Regions from separate parts of the Homo sapiens genome. Here region 1 is linked to region 2. The links are chromatin contacts, found by Hi-C or POLR2A ChIA-PET in ENCODE. All regions are on one chromosome and are shown on one strand. The core of a region is the stretch at or near the end of the contact, and the rest is flanking DNA. Distances in the headings are between cores, read along the strand shown.

Region 1 (7,295 bases), core at 3,074-5,573, 170 kb before region 2:
CACCAGCCCCAAGACACCCCCACACAAAACTCTCTAGAAAGGGTTACATGAAGATGGCCTCAAGTACGGTGTGATCTTTATTCCATGACAATCTTCAACTCAACACAAATTTCATCTTTACATAGGATGGTAATTGTACAAAGAAATAAAATGTTTTTTAAAAATCCGATTAAAACACTGATTCCACCCACCCCCCAGCCCCACTCCAGTGAAGGAGGTAATGGAGGGTAAGGTCAGGGCAGAGGAGAGGAGTCCCCATCTGCACTGAGCGGCCGCCTCCCGCCCCTCCTCAGGACCCACAGCCAGCTGGTGCGTCGAGGCCCGGCTGGCACTTCCTGCACAGGAGGCTGCCAACAAGAAGTGAGTGGGCACTGTCCTCTCTGGCTGTTCCTGGGGCACCAAGCACAGGTGACAGCTTAAGTCTAATGAGCTTTCAAGTTCAACAAGCCCTGAACGTTCTCTGCCAGATGGAAGCCCCACGGGCAAGAAGGACAGGGTCCCTGGACAGCGAGGTTGAAAGGACCCTGGAGGAGAGCTGGCTTGTGGCTATGGCCCATGTGCACACGTGTGTGCGCGTGCGTGCGTGTGTCGGGGGCAGCATGCAGGCCCGACACTGGTAATCAGGCTGCCATTTGGTCCAAGAAAGCAGAATCTTCCCAGAAAGACAATGCCAGCAGCTCCCCAATTGTCCTGTGGGAATCTGGGCATGAAGGCTCTCCTGCCTGCTCCTGTCTCAGGCAGGCGGGACTGCAACAGGAACACATCAGGCGCAGGCCAAAGGGCAGCTGAGAATAGTTTGTTTGGCAAACAGAGCTTAACTGGAAGCTGGATGCCCAGAAAGGATCAAGAGCAGCCCAGGAACTCCTGAGCATCAATGCAGGGCCCCGGGAGGCCCTGGTGAGGCCAGGGCTAGCCCCTGCTTCCACAGCAAATCTGGGGCAGTTGCAGCTGCTCAAGCCCAAGGAGCTGAGGAGAGCTGCCAGAGTTCCCAGGCAGGTGGGGAGCCTGCACCCAAGGGCTTGCCCATGGTGATAGCCCACTTCCAGTTCCAGAAGAAGGCAGGCCTCTAGGAAGCACCCACAATCTACACTTTAAAAAAGGAGAAAAAATGAAAAGCCCCTGAAACGCAGATGCAGTTCCTCAGGGGACTTTTCATGTCAGGCAGTTTTCTGCTGAGATGCTGGATTTGTGACCAAAAAAGGGCTGGTATTTATTTTTAGAGCAAAAAAGCCTATTTGTGTCTCTGGGAGGGCTTGGATGATGTGGCCACACTCGCCTGCCCCAACCCCAGGGGCTGTCGTCATTCTAAGGGACTGAAGACGGGGAAAATGTTCACACTGTTAACACCAGTCAGAGGTGTCCATGGGGCAGTCCCTGAGGGTCTGTGACACCCTCTCTGGTCCACCAGCCCAGACTCACCCCACTAGAGGAGGCGGGTGGGGTGAGGTGGGGTTGGGGGGATGATAGGCCCAAGGCCCTTCACCAGTGCCTGCCTGGCAGGTCCTGCATACTGCAGCCTGGTTCCAGGAGGTACTTTCCCTATGTGACTTGAGAAGACGGAGGCCAAAGAAACTGGGGAAATGCCCACCAGGCAACTTAAGCTTTTGGAAATGCACGGGAACAATGGAGACGAAGGAGGAAAGACTCCAAAAGGCTCAGAGTCAGCGGTGGCTCGAGCCTTACAGGGCACCAGTGAGAAGCATGCTGTGGGAAGAGCCTCACTGAGCCTTCCAGGGTCTAGAGGCCTTGCCTCTAAAGCTCCCACTCCTTATCTAGGACAGCTCTAGAGGTCAGAGTGTTCTTCCGCACACTGAACGAGAGCTCTCCTGGACTGATGTCACTGCAAGGTTCAGGAGGGAAGTAGTTAGGGTCCAAAGTCCCAGAAAAAGAGGGATGGGACAAAGAGAGAAAACATACTTGGGGTCTGGCTTTGCACACAGAGTAGCACCACATGAATGCATGTGTTGGGGATTGTCATCACCCTCCAGGAGATGCCACCCACCCAGAGGACCCCAGAGAACCAGGAAGGCTGGGCAGGACAGCCAGGCAGTCTTTACACAGAGAGGCCTGGGCGGCTGGCCAGGCAGGCAGCCTTCCCGAAGGCGGGACTAGGCGTGTGCTGCTGGACATGACTAATCCACCCCGGGGGACAGGCCCAGGGCTCTGAGGAATTCCATAACTTGATGGAGTCCTGTCCCTTTCACGGAAGAAAATGGACTTAAGCTATAGCTTGCTGGGAAGGAATCTGGAACTGAAGACCGTTTTATTAAGAGTCCGTGTCCAATGATTAGGCAGGACCTACGTAGAGGGAGAGAGAAACCAGTGTGAGAGAAATGGTGTGGAATGTACCATTTAAGTCACAAGAACAGAAGAACCGCAGACTGAGCCAACCTCCTGCGCCCTGGTGGCTGATGGGCACAAGAACGGCACTGGAGACTGGAGCCCTGCCCCGTGCCTGGCTAACCCTGGGTAGGGACAGACCCACCGCCCGCTTAGAAAGGTCACAGAGGCAGAATGCATGGATGCCTTGGAAACCGCCCCCAGCCTGCTCAGCTTCTAGAGAGTGGCCCTGGTTCCCACTAGCAAGCTCCACGTGTGCCCTGCCTGAGCGCACGCCGGCATTTCCTTTACTGCCCTCAAGTGGCTTCTTTTGAATTTGAGTGATGCCCCTGCCCTGTCCCACCAGCCAGGTGTGGCAAGCCCACCAGGCCCCTGCTGACTCTGAGCTCATCTCACCCAGGGGCTGTGCACTGTCTAGTCTCAGGAAGGCGATGCCAGCCCTTCCTCCTGGGTCTACAAGAAAGGAGGTACCAGAATGCAGGACCCCCAGTGGAGGGGAAAGAGCAAACAGCCTCATCTCTGCATTCCTCCAGATCCCCCAAACAAAAAGCTCAAACTCTAAAAAGCAGAACCTATTATATACACTGTTGAGGAGGAGAAAAAAAAGAAAAAGAAACAGGCTAAGGAATAAAGTCTTGTCCTTTCTTTCCTTTTTTGGGGTATCCAACATGGCTCCCTGGACCAGGGAGGGGCACTGGGCTTGTTCCCACCCACGTAGCAGAGCGGATGCCTCTGCTGGAGTCACGGATGCAACCGACGTGCTACTCCCTGGCCCCTGAGTGCGGGCATGGGAAAAACCCGCCCACTGGCGGCCTCTCACTCTGGGCCACATTCCACAAGGCTCGCCCTCACCCGCCCATGAAGCCCCAGAATCCCTCCAGCTGCAAATGCTGGCTGTTTGTGGGGGGAGTCACCTGGCTGTGCAGACAGAAAGGCTACTGCCCTATCTTCAAGTCTCTTCCTACTCCCCCACCTCCAGGGTCCTCACCATTCCCCTAGGTAAGCGCCACACTCTGGAGCAGGCAAGCAGCAGGCCTGGAGATGGACTAAGTCCCTCAAAGACCCTGGGGGTCAGGAAGCTGAGGCTGGTTGTGTGGTAAGAACGCCCCATGGCCTCTGTCTGCACTTCCCAGCTCAAATCTTTCCAAAACATCAAGCATTCCTTTTTCCCCTGGAGCTATTAAGAAACACCCACATGCTCCAATCCTGGGAAAAGGAAGCCAGGAAACTAAAATAGCTGGACTGCGCTCCCGTTCCAACTAGACGACCAGACCAAAGCCCAGGAGGATCTCTCACACCTCCCTGAGACCCTGTCCCAGCCCAGGTAGCTGAGGTTAAACGGGTATTCCTAAGAGGGACATAAGCTGTGGGGACACTTCTGCTCACAAAGACCTGTGCATGACACTTGGGAAGAACCAGATGTCAGCTATGTGACAAGTGAAAGCTAGAAGATTCCTAGGACATGCCCTGCCCCATGTGCTTGGCAGACCTAACCCCAGTGCTAATGACAGCAAAGCCACAGTACTGTCCACAGCCCACCTGGGACAGTGTCTTCCTCCAGCCTGCTCCACCCAGGTCTGCAGATGCCCTAGGGGTGGTGGGAGAGTGGCATTTGTGCCCTACCCCTGCCTGTCTCAATACAGAATCCTCAAGCAGCTCCAGGCTTTAGCTGGAATCACAGCTCAATGGAAGACCACAGCCCAAGCAATAGCTGGAATCAGAGGAAGTGGTAGGGCTGGCCCACTGCACTGCATGCTGCTGGGGCAGAGGGTGGGGAATACATGGTGGCCTGGGACACAGCTGGGAAAGCAGCACCCACCCCCGCCATCCTCCTCCTGCCTGTGTTCCGTTGCTCCCTGAACTAGAGCCTGGCCCCAGAGGACCACCCCACGCCTGCATCAGTCCACAGCATCCCGGTCTATGGATAGCTACCAAGAGGGGTGTTCATGTATCACACCCCCCAGCCTCAATCTAGTGACTCCATTCGTTTTCTTCTGGTGATTCATGTCTCAGGGCCGTTGTCAGCGGAACTAACCCCGTAGTATAAGTGACAAAAATAGGCCCTTTCAGGAATTTCGGCTCCAATCCAAATGGAAACACAAGAACGGGGGGGGGGGGGGGGGCGGGGGCGCGGGCCTGCAAATCAACTAGGCACCAAAAGACCAAAGGGAAATAATGTTCCCCCACCCTGACCCACTCCCGTTAAGGCAGAGCTGCCTGTAACGGGCCATGGACATCAGGGCTGCCGGGATTCCTGGACCCAGGAGAGCAGCTGCTGAAGGAGCTACGCCCCCTCTGCCCCCCGCCCTGAGAGTGCAGAGTCCTGTGCGGGACAGGGCAGCAGAAGGCTGTATTTACTGGTGCCAGGGTGTGGGTTCCCATTTCGGGATCTGCCGTACGAAACCCTCGCAGCGGCCCCTCCTGAGAGGAGAAGCACCCTGCCGGCCCACGACAGAGCTCACTCAGTGCACACAGAAGGCAAAGGAAAGCCCCTGCTGGCCAGGATTGGGAAGACAAAAGGGAGCCAGGCAAAACCCAAGGTGGGGAGGGCGCCTGGGAAGAGGGGAAGGCCAGAGCCCAGATAGCTGCATGAGCGGCCAGGGCTGGACCGCCAGAGCCTGGGAGCCTGGGAGCCAGCGGCTCTGAGACTGTAAATCTCGCCCTCCTTCCCGCCAGGACAGCTGTTCCCAGGACTCTCAGATTACTTGTTGCACAATCTTTCCACTTTTTTTTAAAGTGGGGGAGTGAAAAAATAATAAAATCTCGGCAGCGGCAGGAGGGGTGTGGGGCACTCGTTCAGGAAACCAGGAGCATTCCCACTCCTCTCCCAAAGCAGAGGAGCCCAGAAGAGGGACGCAGAGGCCAAGGGCAAAGGCCATGATCACACACTGGAAATCAGGATGTGATGGCCACAGCCCTCTAAGGTGTCTTGTCTTGTGAGGGCTAAAGCAGCACACTGCCACGACCACGTCATGTCATTTTAGTTAATCAGGTCCCCTGACAATTTCAGCATCTGGGGTTTCCACTTGGTCACTCAGATCCTCAGATGAGAAGACTACAAAACCCCTGGTAGGAGAAGTCAACTAGAAAACAGGAGGTGCAAAAACCCAGAGGAAGGCAAGCTGGAGGCTTGGCTGGCATGGAAAGTGAAAAGTCAGCGGCCACCAGGAATGCTAATTGGATCCAAGAATACAGCCATTCACCCCAGTCACTCTGCTGCGAGTGGGGGCCCTAGCTTCGGGTGGCAAAGCCAGCCCTTCCTGGGCAGCCATGGGGTGCAGTGCCTCCTGCTGGCTGATGGATTACAAAAGCAGTGTGGGGAGAGTAACGGTTAGAGATGAAAGGGTGAAGGATGGCGACAGGGAAGGCCAGGAGGCCAGTGAGCTGCCCACGGCATTCTGCATGCAGTTGTGGTAGAGAATGTGGGCATCTGGAGTCCTGGAGGGTCCTTCAGCCCACTTCAAGGCAAGTCTCCTCACTCACCTGGGAAGCAGAGGGCACCAGGCTGTCCAAGGGAAGAGGAATACTGACAAGGCCCGAGGTGCCACCTACCCCCACCCCATCTGTGCACACACACCTCAGAGCAACATGGCTCTCCCCAGCTGCCGTGAAGGGTCCTCAATCTTCCTTGGCACGATCAAGTTATTTACATGCACTGATTATTGAGGGTTAGCATTTATTTCTAGTTAGAATAAAATCCCAGGGATGGGACAGGCCCGTGGGAGAACATGCAGGAGTCTACTGCCAAAACACAGGTTTCCCACTGTGGATCCCCACTCCCCAGTCTGCCTGAGACCCTAGGGCCAGCTCTCAGGTGGTCTGCAGCACGCCAGCTCACTGACAGCTGCACCAGCCTAGCGGCAACCCCGTTGGCCGTAAACACAGGATGTTAGCTCCATCTCTCAGCAGGGGCTGGTCGCCAGGCCTTCTGGGCACCATGGCTCCCTCCCTAGCCTCTCCCCTGCGCCAGCCTGAGCATCTGCGCCCCTGAGAATAATGAGGAAAGTGCACACTTGGAGGAGAGCAGTCCCCTCTCCACTCCCACCTGGCACCCAGCATCACTACCTGCCTCCACCTCCCACTGAGGCTGCTGCTCAGAAGGTGGGCTCTAATGGGGAACCCAGGGTCCAACGTGCAGACCCACGGGGCTTGAAAAGAAGGGACTGTTAGTTAGAACTGCAGGAGGGACACGCAAGTCCAGGTGCGTGTGGAGTTAGGGCAGATTCAGGAGCAGCCAACACAGCAACGAGCACACTCTGGGGAGGGGTAGGCAATGGCTGGGGCCCAGGTGATGGCAGGGCCAGCAGCAGACTGGCGATGCGGCTGGCCAGCTGCAGTCTGCTCCACATCCACCAGAAACCAGCGAAGCATCTCCCTGAAGCGGCCGCACTGCACGTGACTGTGATACGGGGAAGGCCCTGGGGACACGAAGTCTCCACTGGTGCAGAAAGCTGGGTGTGGTCACATCAAGGTCAACAGCACAGCCTGGACCCCCACGCCCACAGTCCTCATGGCCCAGCTTCCCCGCCCACCATCCAGGGCTCCGCAGTGTCAACGCCCTTGGCCATTCATCCTCCATGACCAGACCCTGGCAGGGAGAGCATAACGGCCAGGCCGAGAGAATGGACACTACTGCACAGAGTGCAGGGCTATTCATGGCCCCAGGGAGACAGTTAACAAAGAGACAGACAGACAGAGGAACCCAGCAAGTTCTGGGAGTGCCGTCTCTGGGCTCTAGCATCCTGGACACAGGACCGAGCTAGTGCCAGGCACAGGTGGGAAGAGTTTGGTAAGACACGTAGAACACAAGTCACCTAACCTGTTTCGGAGTCTTCGCTGTCAGAGGAGCTGGACTCACTGGAGCTCTCCGACTCTGAGGACGAGAAGCCCTTCATCTTGGAGGAGCCGGCAATCACATCAACTTTCTCAGCTGCAATCCAAGCAATGGGAGCTGG
Region 2 (6,564 bases), core at 3,121-5,620:
AGCTGGGACTACAGGCACCTGCCACCACGCCTGGCTAATTTTTTGTATTTTTCACAGAGATGGGGTTTCGCTGTGTTAGCGAGGATGGTCTCGATCTCCTGACCTCGTGATCCGCCCACCTCGGCCTCCCAAAGTGCTGGGATTACAGGCGTGAGCCACCACGCCTAGCCCACGGATTTCTTTCTTTCTATTTTTATTAGAGACAGGGGGTCTCACTGTCATCCAGGCTGGAGTGCAGTGGCACAATCACTGCTCACTGTGGCCTCAGCCTCCGGGGCTCAAGTGATCCTCCTACTTCAGTCTCCTGTATAGCTGGGACTATAGCCACGCACCACCAGGCCCAGCTAATTTTTGTTTTCTTTTTCTTTTTTTGTTTTGAGAGACAGGGTCTCACTATGTTACCCATGCTGGTGTTGAATTCCTGGGCTTAAGCAATCCTCTCACTTTGAGACCATGGATTTCTAGTTCTGCAGCAACACTCCTTGCTTTTAACCAATCTCTCGTCAACTTTTTTTGCTCAAAAATACAAAAGCAGGCCAAATGCTGTGGCTCATGTCTGTAATACCAGTACTTTGGGAGGCTGAGTTGGGAGGATCACTTGAGCCCAGGAGTTCAAGACCTGCGTGGCAACATAGTGAGACCTCATCTCAGAAATAAAAAATTAGCCAGGCATGGTGGCATGCACATGTAGTCACAGCTACTTGGGAGGCTGAGGTGAGGTGGGAGGATTACTTGAGCACAGGAGGGCGAGGCTGCAGTGAGCTATGATTTTGTGCCACTGCACTCCAACCTGGGCAACATAGTGAGACCCTGTCTCAACAAAACAAAACAAATGCTTCTCAGTTTTATACTTTTCCTTTCTCCTTTTTAAAAAAGAGTATATATTTTCTTGAGACAGGATCTTGCTCTGTTGCCCAGGCTGGAGTGCAATGGCATGATCATAGCTCAGCAATGTTGAACTCCTGGGCTCCAGCAAACCTCCCAGTCAGCCGGGCGCAGTGGCTCATGCCCGTAATCCCAGCACCTTGGGAGGCCAGGGAGGGCGGATCACAAGGTCAGGAGATCAAGACCATCCTGGCTAACAAGGTGAAACCCCGTCTCTACTAAAAATACAAAAAATTAGCCGGGTGTGGTGGCGGGCACCTGTAGTCCCAGCTACTTGGGAGGCGGAGGCAGGAGAATGGCATGAACCTGGGAGGCGGAGCTTGCAGTGGGCCGAGATGGCGCCACTGCACTCCAGCCTGGGTGACAGAGCAAGACTCCGTCTCAAAAAAAAAAACAAAAAAAAAATCCCAGAGTCTCGCTGTCATCCAGGCTGGAGCACAGTGGCACAATCATGGCTCACTGCAGCCTCAACCTCGCAGAGCTAACTTTTTTATTTTTAATTTTTATAGAGAAAGGGTCTTGCTATGTTGCCCAGGCTCATCTCAAACTCCTGGCCTCAAGCAATCTTCCTGCCTCGGCCTCCCAAAGTGTTGTGATTACAAGTGTGAGCCACCGTGCCTGATCTAAAAAAAAAAAAGAGTCTTATTTGAAGGAGTAACACAGAGTACCAAAAATTAAAAGATAACTGGAATTAGGTTAGGTTGCCTTCAATCTTTATTATCTGAGCCAAGAGTAGGGTGACAACCATCCTCAAAGATGGTCTCCATTCCTGCCTCTTAACGTTATGTAGATCCCTCCCAACTAATAGAGCTAGCCAGTGCAACCAATAAGATTTATGAAAATGACTGAGTGTGACTTCTGGGATTTTCGCCTTGCTCTTTCTGGGATCATTCAGTCTGGAGAAAACCAGCCACCATGTTGTGAGGATACTCCAGCAGCCAGCCCTAGGGAGAGATCCATGGGGCCAAGAATTATTGGCCAGCATCAGCCTGCCAGGCATGGGAGTTTAAGTCACCTTGGAGGTGGGACCTCCAGCCTCAGTCAGGCTTTCAGATGACTCTAGTCCACATAGAGATCCTAAATGTAACCTCATGATATTCCAAGCTAGAACCACCCAGTGAAATCACCTATCCATTCCAAACATAAAGAAACTGTGTGAGACAATAAATGTTTCTATGACAAGTACAGTAGCATTTCAGACCTTTGTTTGAGGGCCTGATTCTGGATATTTCTGTGCTGTTTACCACTGCTCTCCTCTTCCCCTCTCAGTGCTAGAGATGCAGCTTCCTTTCCCACGTATAAATAAGGTAACAGGGTTCAAAAGCAGGGCGAGTTAATAAAAAGATTTATCAGTCACCTTTTATGTTTAATAATGCTAACATTTGCTTCGAGGCCTCTAGGACTTACCCTTAAAGCTATTAGTTGTCTGAAATGTGAATTAAAATGCCTTTGACTTTAGTGCCCTACTTCTTAAATAAGGGGAAGACTCACATTGTAAATTACTGTGGTTTTCAGTTTATCAAGATAAAGGAAAAACTAATCATTACTTTTTTAGCTTGGCTATCTCAGTGCCCACCCAAACCCAGAACTACAGCCTACAAGACCTAGAGCTGGAATTCAGGTTTGGTCATTAGTGACCTTGTATCTCAGTTTCCTCATCTATTAAAAAAAAGAGCTCCATTACTCAGCTACCCCACAGCACCCAACCATTCATCTTCTGGTTTCTTCAAGAGTCCTGTTTTTAAAAACCATGAAACTGTCTTCCAGTTCTTGGTAAGACTTGGTGAGAATTATATTCCAATCCCAGGGATGTCAGTAACAACCCCATAGTCTTTCCTCCTGAACTAGGAAAGCTACAGAAAGGCTCTGGCAGAGCTGCCCAACTTGGGCACTACTGATGTTTGACGCCAGATACTTCTTTGCGGTAGGTGTCATTGTGTATACCGTAGCAGGGCAGCATCCCAAACCTCCATCCACTAGATACCAGCAGCACTCCCACTCCCATATGTGACAACCAAAAATGTCTCCAGACATTGCCAGATGTCATCTGGGGCAGAATCACCCCTGGATGAGAACCCACTGGGCTGGGGGATGGTTGCTAGAAAAACTGGGGTTCTTGGAAAGCTCCTGACCTGGCAGCCAGGGTAGAGGGGACTGGCACTACCTTCTTGCCTATGCCAACATAAAGTGGTCTACAAAGGAGCCCCACAGACTCACGTTGCATTCTCAGTTCTCAAAATTCCAAGTAGAATGCAGGTTACCTGGCAACCACACACGCTCAAGCCTATAATACCCTCACCAAACAGGGAGGCCTAGTGTAAGTCTCCTGGCCGAGAAGCCTCATCAGTCACTGCCAAGGCAAACCCAGGAGGCCTTGGCAATTCACCCAGTGATGATTTACAGTCGCCCAAGCATATTGCGGGGGGCGGAGAGGGGCTCTCGGATCTGTCACCCACTCTCCCTTTCAAATCCCATTGGCCTCCCACTGGCCTCCCTGGCTGATCTTCTAACAAGCCAGGCAGTTCCTGCCCGTAAGCCTTTTACAGCAAAAGCTCCCTGGGCCAGATATCTTTATTCGCTCCCTCCATTTAGGTCTCTGCTCAAATGTCACCTCTTTACAGAAGGCTCCAACCACTCCACGTAGTGGAGCGACCCCCGCACGGTACTGACCACCCTAAAATATATCCTACACTCGCTTATTTGCCTATTAAGATCCTCGCCTCTAAGCTGCTTGAGGAATTCTTGTCTGTATTCCCAATACCCAGTCTGTACCGGACACGGTTCATTTGACAGACGCAGAGGGAATTAACATGGAACCTTGTCATTCCTTGCAGTTCAGCCCCTAGGGGCCCAAGGCTCCCCGCTCAGCCCAAACCCTTCCAATATTTACTTATCCCCCTAGGGCCTGGCGCCTTTCCCAGTTCTGAAATAGACAAAAGGGGGTGGTGGGTGGGATCGGGATGGGGGTGTAGAGCTGCGGCGTTTTTGCAGAGAAACTGCGCGGGGGAGGACGCGACAATGGCGACGGCAGCCGAGCCTGCTGCCTGCTCGCAAGGACCAAGGCCTGAGAAAGGGAAACCTAAGGCGTCGAGGTCCAGGAGCGCAGGCCAGGGACGGAGGTGGTGGGGGCGGAGACCTCGTGCGCTGAGGCCCGGACCCACGGACACAGGCGACAGAAGCCAAGACATCAGGCGGCCGGGAGCCGGGACGCCGGCTGCAGACACAGAGAGCTGAGGCAACGAGGCGTGAGGGCAGCGACCCTGAGGCGACGGGCCAGCGGCGCCATTTTGTGACCGCAGGGAAGGCAGTGACGGGGCCCCAGGGGAGGTGCGGGCAAGCCTGGTGCGGCATCCGCACGTCCCTGTCCCATCCCCCACGCAGAGCCCGACCCCACCCTGCCAGGCCCACCTGTGTAGCTCATGGTGGCGGGCAACACAACATCCGACGACGCCGGCTTCTGCTGCTCTGAACATCCGACGCTGCGATAGCTGCTGCTAACCACAGGGTCCCCTCCACACACACCCGAGCCCCGCCTCCCGACCGCATTGGCTCATACCGGCCTCGGCTTCACGTCTATTGGAAGGAACCGCTGTCTATCTCTATGCCTCCTCATATCAGTGGCTGGAAGCTGCTGGCAATCTCGTGAGAGCCCCGCCTTGTCCCCGCCTTCTGTTATTCTAAGGCCTCAGTGATTGGCCTACAGAAGCCGGCAGAGAGGCGGAGTCCTATAGAATTTGAGGGGGCGGAGCTGTGCACTACGGAAAGGCCCAAGGCCCAAGCATGGTCGGGCTGGAGGAGCGCCCGTACCCTGGAGACCCGCCAGAGGGAGTCGGGTCTACGGCTCAGGGCAGGGCTGGGATGCCAACTCCGCCACCGAGGTGCTGGGTAGGGGACCTAGCTAAGTCTCTCAAATTCTCTGGCCTTCGGCTCCAAAACAAGCATAGCAAAGCCATGTTGAGAAGAGAAAATTAAAACAGCACCAAACAAGATGCTGGACACACGTTTCAACATTACGTGACAAAGTGTGTGTAAAGAAATCATTCTGGTGCCAGTGCACTGAATAAATGTGATTAATCGTAACAAAACGATAATATATTTATATGGCATATGCTTATATGTGTAATAATTCCGTTTGTATTGTGTGTCATTCGAATGCTCCTTCAAACCTGCAAAAAGCTTTTAATCCTCACTTAAAACTGAAGCTTGGAACTCATGATTTGCTCAAGGTCCTTGACAGTTACGTGTTAAAATGGGAGCTTTGCTTCTAAAACCCTCCTGATTCACTCTGGGCTCGAGAGATCCTGCAATAGTGCAGCCGGGCACCAGTCATGTCCTCAGTCTGTTTCCTGGGCATATGGAAACCCTGCCAGGGACAACTCATAATTTCTAGAGATGACAGAGCTGCACCGAAGAGTACTTAACACGTGTGTTTGTGAAAACTCATTAAGCTGCGCAATTACGACTTCTACGCTTCGTGTGTTTTAAAACTTTTTTTAAGGTATGCTGTTTCTTTTTGATATTGTTGATTTCTTTAGGTGTAATAGTGGCATTTACAACGTTGAGAGAAACATACTGAAATACTAAGAAGTTAACTGATCTTATGGCCAGGATGTGCTTCACACAATTCAGACAGGTAGAGAGAGGAGGAGGAAGCAAGGAGCTATAAGATAAATCTCTGACAGCTGAAGACATTGGTCATGGGTTGGTGATGGATAGATGAGAGTCCATTTTACTGTTTGCTCTACTTTTGTATAGTTGGAATTCTCCATGATAAACTGTTTTAATAAAACTCCCCCCACCCAAATGAGGCTTCTGCAGAACTTGCTGCCATACGGAACAAAGCCACTTCTGATGTGTTAAGTGAGCAAACTCCAAACATGAAGCAGAGATCTGACGGATAAGCACTCTGGCTTCGGGGTTCATCTCCCCATCAGCCTCAGGGATGCCTGCCTGTCTTCCAAACCAAGGCAGGGCCCCAGGACACGTCTTCTGCGCCCTGCAGGTTCGTTCCTTCATCGCACTTGCCACAGTCATCATTGTACCGATTTGATTTCGTTCACATCCAACACCCTCAGAGACCACGGCTCAAAAGCTGAGACTTTGCTGCCTGAGGTGTATTGAAGTGGCTTGAGCAGAGAAGAGCAATGCTCAGAAAGTTTTAGGAAAACATCCCCCTGCAAGAACTGGAGGTGACTCTTCCAAGGACACACATGACCCTCACTTCACTGCATGATTGGTGGGGAGGAACTTGCCATATGACTTTATAAGCTCTTGTATCATTTGACTGTTTTTTGTCACATCTAGCCTATACCACTTTTATATTTCAAAAACTGACTTACGGGCCGGGCATAGTGGCTCACGCCTGTAATCCCAGCACTTTGGGAGGCTGATCACTTGAGCTCAGGAGTTCAAGACCAGCCCGGGCAACATGGTGAAACCCCCGTCTCTACAAAAATTACAGATATAAGCCAGGGGTGGTGGTGCATGCCTGTGATCCCAGCTACCTGGATGGCTGAGGCAGGAGAATCACTTGAACCCAGGAGGCAGAGACTGCAGCGAGCCGAGGTCCCTACACTGCACTCCAGCTTGGGCAACAAAATGAGACCCTGTCTCAAAAAATAAAATAAAAAAATAAAAACTGACTTATGAAAAGTTGAAAGAGGAAGAAACACCTTTGAG

What was found. Hi-C counts contacts between places; a loop is a spot of excess contacts on that map. ChIA-PET counts read pairs that join two places held with the same protein, here RNA polymerase II (POLR2A). Pooled maps may share reads with other maps.
Region 1: a loop to region 2 is called in a map of heart right ventricle, with 3 times the contacts of the local background. The contact joins the enhancer-like site here to the promoter of AKAP8L in region 2. A Hi-C loop is called at or near these places in 22 of 168 maps with a recorded cell type or tissue (A673, CD4-positive, alpha-beta T cell, CD4-positive, alpha-beta memory T cell and 15 more), 17 of 37 single-sample maps with no recorded cell type and 31 of 50 pooled maps. POLR2A ChIA-PET finds 5 or more read pairs at or near these places in 8 of 52 experiments (AG04449, AG04450, BJ and 5 more).

Annotation. Positions count from the first base shown.
Region 1 is chr19:15,246,993-15,254,287 of GRCh38, forward strand. It overlaps BRD4 (bromodomain containing 4), which reads right to left. Exons shown (of 20, transcript NM_001379291.1): 11 at 7,160-7,270. Among named protein-coding and RNA genes, the nearest start is that of EPHX3, 18 kb to the left of the region's middle. RefSeq lists an enhancer at 3,552-4,423. Within about 2 kb of position 4,324, at least 29 of the 41 ENCODE cell types and tissues checked have a DNase peak (open chromatin) inside an H3K27ac peak, as active enhancers do; they include A673, dorsolateral prefrontal cortex, endothelial cell of umbilical vein and 5 more, where a contact is called at or near this core.
Region 2 is chr19:15,414,618-15,421,181 of GRCh38, forward strand. It overlaps AKAP8L (A-kinase anchoring protein 8 like), which reads right to left and starts at 4,371. Exons shown (of 14, transcript NM_014371.4): 1 at 4,294-4,371. The coding sequence starts at 4,306. WIZ (WIZ zinc finger) reads right to left here. Exons shown (of 13, transcript NM_001371589.1): 13 at 5,361-6,564. RefSeq lists an enhancer at 1-422.